2 separate regions of the Homo sapiens genome follow, and region 2 is linked to region 1. A link is a contact called in ENCODE Hi-C or POLR2A ChIA-PET data. All regions are on one chromosome and are shown on one strand. Each heading gives the region's core, a stretch centred on a gene start or an enhancer-like site at or near the end of the contact. The rest is flanking DNA. Distances are from core to core; before and after follow the strand shown. Region 1 has its middle 160 kb from the start of TLE3. Region 2 has its middle 67 kb from the start of TLE3.

Region 1 (2,893 bases), core at 19-2,518:
GCAGTCCATTGTCTGAGTGTGCACATATGTGCCTGTGTGTGTCTGCACGCTCACGCACATATGCACATAAACTCTCTACCCTGGAGACTAGAGGGAGCTGTGTGGGTAACTCACTGGGAGATCTTGAGCAAGTCACCACCCACCTCCAGGTTGCAGTTTCCTTTCTCTGAAACAAAGATCATTGTCTGGTCCTGGTGTGCAGAGTCCTTGGGAAGGGCTGGGGAGATGCCCCCCAGAACAGCTTGGCTTTGGTTGGGCTGAAATAGATTTTACTGGAAAGCAAAGCACTGTGGCTAAAGCACAATGCATGGTCACACAGGTACCTTCCCTCCCTGGAATCCTATAATGCAATGAGTCCCTACTGGTTTTTTTTCCCCAGCCTTACCCCAGCCCTACCCAGTGCTTGACACAGGCCTGGGCATAAAGGAGTTGGTCATCCAGAGGAGGCCCGGAGGTAGCCTGTGGGTGGTCTGTCTGTCTGCCCTCTTGTGGTTGGTGCTGCTCAGGTCCCGGTAGACGGTGGGAGTTAGAAGCCCAAGGCCCTGCACCAGGATGCAGAAATGGGGAGGCAGCAGTTGGTACAGGAAGAACATGGCTTCACACACTCAGTCCCAAACCCACCTGCCTCACGGCCAGGCATTGAGATTGCACCCACCTCTCTCACACCCCATTCTCAAGCTGCACATCCTCATTTTGTGGCTACACCCGTGCACATGCGGGCACACACACACCTCCAGGTCAAGGCAGCCCTCCATGTTGATTTCAACTTGATTTCATCTGTATAAATGCCAGGCACAAAAAGCACAGCATGGAGCTGTCCTTCAGAAGCCCGTTTGAATTTCCCCAAAGATAATCCATTAGATAGGGAGTGGGGGAGGCACACAGGACAGAAGAAACAACAGAAATCCCATCTGTTTAAGGAAAAAAGGCATTTATTAAATGATTTTCAGTTGAGCCCTTGGTCAGTCTCTGCGAGGACTAGAGACCCAAACATAAAGGCCACACCACCAGGACCCAATCCTAAAGCCACCCTGTAGGACTGGCCATGGGGTCACCACGGTACTCTCAGCCAGCACACTTTCTACCATGGACGCTGGGCACCGGGTGCCAACCCTGAGTCCCGCCCACAGCTGCCCCTGGGAGAGGGGGCCCAGCAGCTGGCACTCCTGCTGGACGGGGGTCTCACAGCATCTGCTTCTTCAGACGCCTGACTGCAGGCTGAGGTCCCACGTGAGCATATCTGCTAGCAGAGCTGAGGTCACGTGACTGAGCTCTGGCTGCCGAGGAGCAGGAAAACCAGTAAGTGGCAGCTGCCTTAGAAGCGAGAAACTCACACGTGAGGAATTCCCAGGCAGAGGGAAGAACAAGTAGGCAGAAAGATGGACAAATGGCCCAGCACCCCAGACGGCCTGGGCCCTCTGCACAGCCTGACCTGCTCTAACCACTCACCTCTCCAGCCCCTCACTGAGGACCCAATCTGGTTGCCACCCTCGTCCCTTCCGCCTGGTTTCTAGAGCCTCCAACCTCATGAGCTGGCCCAGCCAGGCCCTCTGCCTTTGGGGCCCCAAGAGCACAGCAGGCTTCCAGGGCTGGTGAGGCGGGGGCGTCAGCAAACCACAGGCCATGCCTTTCCGGTGACATTTGGCTCAGGCTGGGGTTGAGGTCGGCTTCAGACTCAGTGAGAGAAACACACACCACCCCGCAAGCTTCCTCTAAGAAGGGCTCCGAGAGGAGAGGGCTGCATCTTGTGCAGGCAGGAGAGTCAGGGGTGGAGCAAGGGATGCCCGGCTTCTGACTACCATGCTGTCTACCTGTCATGGCAGCAGTGGCAGCTGACGACCACCAAGTACTCGCCACGTTTCTGGCGCTGTGCCAAGCATGCAACTCTTAACGTCCTGGCAGCACCTGAGTTAGGACCCACTGTCTCCATGTTACAGATGAGGAAACCGAGGCAAAGAGAGGTTAAATAACTCACCTGGGGCCACTGGCTACTGAGTGGCGGAACCAGGATTTGAACCCAGTCTGGTCCAGAGCCCTTCACCACTTTGTTAAATGGCCCCTCGGTTTATTTATCCTCTCTGTCCCTCTGTTTTTCCCTCTAAAAGAAGAGCCCCAGGTGGCCAAGGGACATGGAGTAGTGGAGGAGCACCCAGCTCACAGCTTTTCCCTCTAAAAGATGAGCCCCAGGTGGCCAAGGGACATGGCGTGGTGGAGGACCACCACGTGTGTGAGCACCAGCTCACAGATGGTGACTTAGGGTTTCCACCCTGCTCTGCTTTCCCTTGGCTGTGGACCCTGGGCAGTTAGTTAACTTCTCTGAGACTTAGTTTTTCTCACCTGAAATGTAGAGCAATGAGGTCTACCTGCAGGAAGTTTGTGGGAGCAATGAAGTTGTGGGTGCCTCGCACCTGGCAGGTGCTCAGGAAATGCAGGACCAAAAGCACTCAAGCCTGAACCCCTCAGATGGCCCCTGGGTAAGGAAACGCTGCAGCTCCCCCAACCACCCAGCAATACCTGAGTCTCAGACACCCAGTGAGATGGGAGACCACGAGCCCAGCCTGAGGAGCCATCCTTGCTAGGCCATATGACCAGCTCCCTGAGCTAGGTCTCACGGAAGTCGCTTTGTGCCCCTGCCCCCATGTGTCCTGTGTCACTACCCAGTCCTTCCTGTCATGAGGAAGCAGCCACATGCCCTCCTCACCCTGGACCTTGGGGCCCTCAGGACCAGCTCTTCCTTTGAAAAGAGGAAGATGGAAGGCAGCAATTCTTAGCCTCACCAGGAAAATGCAGCCTGCCGCTCTCCTATTGGAATCAAGGTTGTCTAGATTGGGTAGGTGGGGGTGGGATAGTTGTGGGTAGGGGAATTTTGAATTCAGGAGTCCCTCAGGTCAGA
Region 2 (2,706 bases), core at 130-2,629, 94 kb after region 1:
GCAAGGGATTCCATTTTCTATTGTTTTATTTAAAAAAAAAAAAAAAAACCCATGCTAGTGGATCCTGTGCAGAGCACAAGGGGCGAGTCTGTGGGCTGACAGACTTGCCATCTGACTTACTCCAAACCTCTTGCAATACAGATGTGAGATGACAGGGAAGTGACTTGTCCAAGGTGACACCTGGAACCAGTGACAGCCTGTCCTCCAGCCTTCCCTAGTGCCTGTGACCCACACAGCACCTCTGTTTCACAAGTCAGCATGAATTGCATACACACCTCCCGGCCTGGCCCAGTCCCCAGCTGATATTTTTACCAAATGTCACAGCAGTTTGCAGGAAGGCCCAGGGTCTGGCTTGAGCCAGTAAATTATGATCGCTTGCCAGAGAGCTGTAAACAGGATTCTGATTAATGAATTCCTTAATGGCTGGGCCTGAGTGCAGACCTTGTCTGAGTGTCACCCCAGGCAGATACACGAGGAGGAATTGGCTGGGCAGTGGGAAGATTTGTGTCATGTCTTTGCCTCGGAAAGGGTGCTCCAAACCTGCTGGCCCTGAGCGCCTGAGTAACTACTCCTCCCTCTCTCCTAATTGTGGGCCTGCCGCATCTGAGTTCACGCCAGCCCGTGTGTGCAGAAGACCAGGGAAAGAGATGATTGAGCCTCGAGTGAAAATAGAATTGGCTGGCCTCCACTGTGATCTCAAGAAACTTGAAAATGCCCTGTCTGAATCCAAACAAAGAGCCGAGAAGCCTTTTTCCCCATGCTGGTGCTTTAAGGACCCCCTGCCTGAGGCCTGAGCCAGAGCAGAAAGCCCTGGAATCTCTACCTTTCTTAGTTGGGAATTGGAAACTCAGGCCACAGGAGCCAGACACACACTTGTCCAGACTCCCCAGGGATCTGGGAAGAATGGAAACATGGGAAAGTCACTGACCAGGAAACATCCTGCTGTGTGACCATGAGGCCAATCTCCTGACCAGTCCGGACCTTGCGTCCTCTTCTGTGACATGAAAGGCCTGGAGCACGTTGTTCACCCAGCACCTAGTACAGCCACAGGGGTGAGGTCAGAGCTAAGACCAGAGCAGGAATGGCAAGCAAACTGCGTGTGTGCCCCCGCCCCGCGACTGCACCCAGGGCAAACATCACCGATCGATCCTGGCCCTCCTTCCCACTGAGCTGGGGCCAGACCTCACAGCTTTTCTCACTGCAGAACTCAGGGCAGCACCACCAATCAATCACAGCCAGCAAGGGTGAGAAAATCGATCTGCCATCCCCAGACTGGAAGATTTGTCTTTTGTGCTCAGTCTAAGAGTGGCAGCTTGTGTGGCAGAAAGAACACTGGACGGGGAGTCGGGAGACCTAGCTAATTGTCAGGCTCTGCTGTCAGCTGGCCAGGGCACCAGGCCTCTCTGAATTCCTCAAAGTCCTTTTCTGCCCTGAGGTCATGGACGAGTAAGAGCAGGGTCTATTAATATAATCACAATGGGCGCTTATGTCTCAGGTACTGGGCAAAGCACTTCATGCCCTTTTCTCACTTAGTCGTCATAAAACTTGACAAGGGGGATTAGGATTGTCCCCATTTTGCAGAGAAGGAGATTGAGGTTCAGACAGGTTAAGTGAAAAGCTCAAGTTTACAACTAGCAAGTGTCCAAACTGAGAGTTAAACCCAGGCATCTTGTGGCAAATTAAATATGTCCACAATGTCTTTGAGGTTCCTTCCATCAAGAGGTGGGATCTGTTTCCCTCGTCCAGTCAATCTGGACTCACCATGACTAACAGGATGTGATGGAAAGGTACCAGCAAGTTCAGCAGCCTGGGCCCCAAAGGCCTGACAGCTTCTGCTCTTGCCCTTGGGATGCTGCCCCAAGGCTGCTTGTCTATCTTATTGGAGGGTGAGAGGACACTTGGAGGAGAACTGAGGCACTCCAGCATCAAACATGTGCATCAAGCCACGGTGGATTCCCCAGTCCAGCAGCCCTTCCAGCCCACCCTCCTGCTGAATGCAGCTGAGCGAATGAGCCCAGCAGAAAGCAGCAGAGGCACTGCCCAGACAACCTATAGAATTGTGAAAAATAAACCACTTAGTTTTTAGACTTACTTGTTATACAGCAATAGCTAACTGATACACAGTCCCACTCCAGAGCCACATACTGAATATTATGTGTGTGCTTCACAAGAGGCAATACCATGTAGTGGGCAAGAGAGTGTGGTCTTTGGAGCCAGGCAGCCTGGGTTAAAAGTGACTAAAATAGTGGCTGGCACTATGCTCACTAATGTTCTCCCTAAAGAATGGAAATTTCCAGGCTTACTGGGAGTCAGTGTTATTTACCCAGTGAGGGCTCCTGGGACCACAGCAAAGGTCCTGGCCATCTGCTGCCTCTTATGTCTTCACCTCAGGGAGAGAGACAGAGAGAGAGAGCGCGCGAGTGCAAGAGCGCACCGGAAGCCCCCAGGAGCCCCAAAAGGAACATCTGGGTGACCAACTCCTTTGGAGTTAGATCATGTGCAGACTTGCATGGTAGTCCAAGCAGATAGATACTGTTGGTTCCATGTTTCCCAGATGGGGAATCCAAGACCCAGAAAAATAACTAGCCCTGAGCCAGCCTCCTAATTCTTGGTCCAGAGCTTGTCCCTTTGTCTTAGTGCTGATGTAGTAACAGGGATCCCACCTGTCTGAGCCCATTCCTCAGCCTCAAGAGCATGGCAGAAGCA

Evidence for each region. A loop is a pair of places that touch in the nucleus more often than their neighbours do. ChIA-PET counts read pairs that join two places held with the same protein, here RNA polymerase II (POLR2A). Pooled maps may share reads with other maps.
Region 2: a pooled map shows a loop between it and region 1 (1.8-fold over the local background). The contact joins two enhancer-like sites. A Hi-C loop is called at or near these places in 3 of 168 maps with a recorded cell type or tissue (CD14-positive monocyte, heart left ventricle and sigmoid colon) and 5 of 50 pooled maps. POLR2A ChIA-PET finds 5 or more read pairs at or near these places in 1 of 52 experiments (A673).

What each region holds. Positions count from the first base shown.
Region 1 is chr15:70,257,531-70,260,423 of GRCh38, reverse strand. No RefSeq gene overlaps it. Among named protein-coding and RNA genes, the nearest start is that of TLE3, 160 kb to the right of the region's middle. RefSeq lists enhancers at 21-240, 271-350, 1,409-1,498 and a silencer at 561-720. Within about 2 kb of position 1,268, at least 11 of the 41 ENCODE cell types and tissues checked have a DNase peak (open chromatin) inside an H3K27ac peak, as active enhancers do.
Region 2 is chr15:70,163,769-70,166,474 of GRCh38, reverse strand. No RefSeq gene overlaps it. Among named protein-coding and RNA genes, the nearest start is that of TLE3, 67 kb to the right of the region's middle. Within about 2 kb of position 1,379, at least 16 of the 41 ENCODE cell types and tissues checked have a DNase peak (open chromatin) inside an H3K27ac peak, as active enhancers do.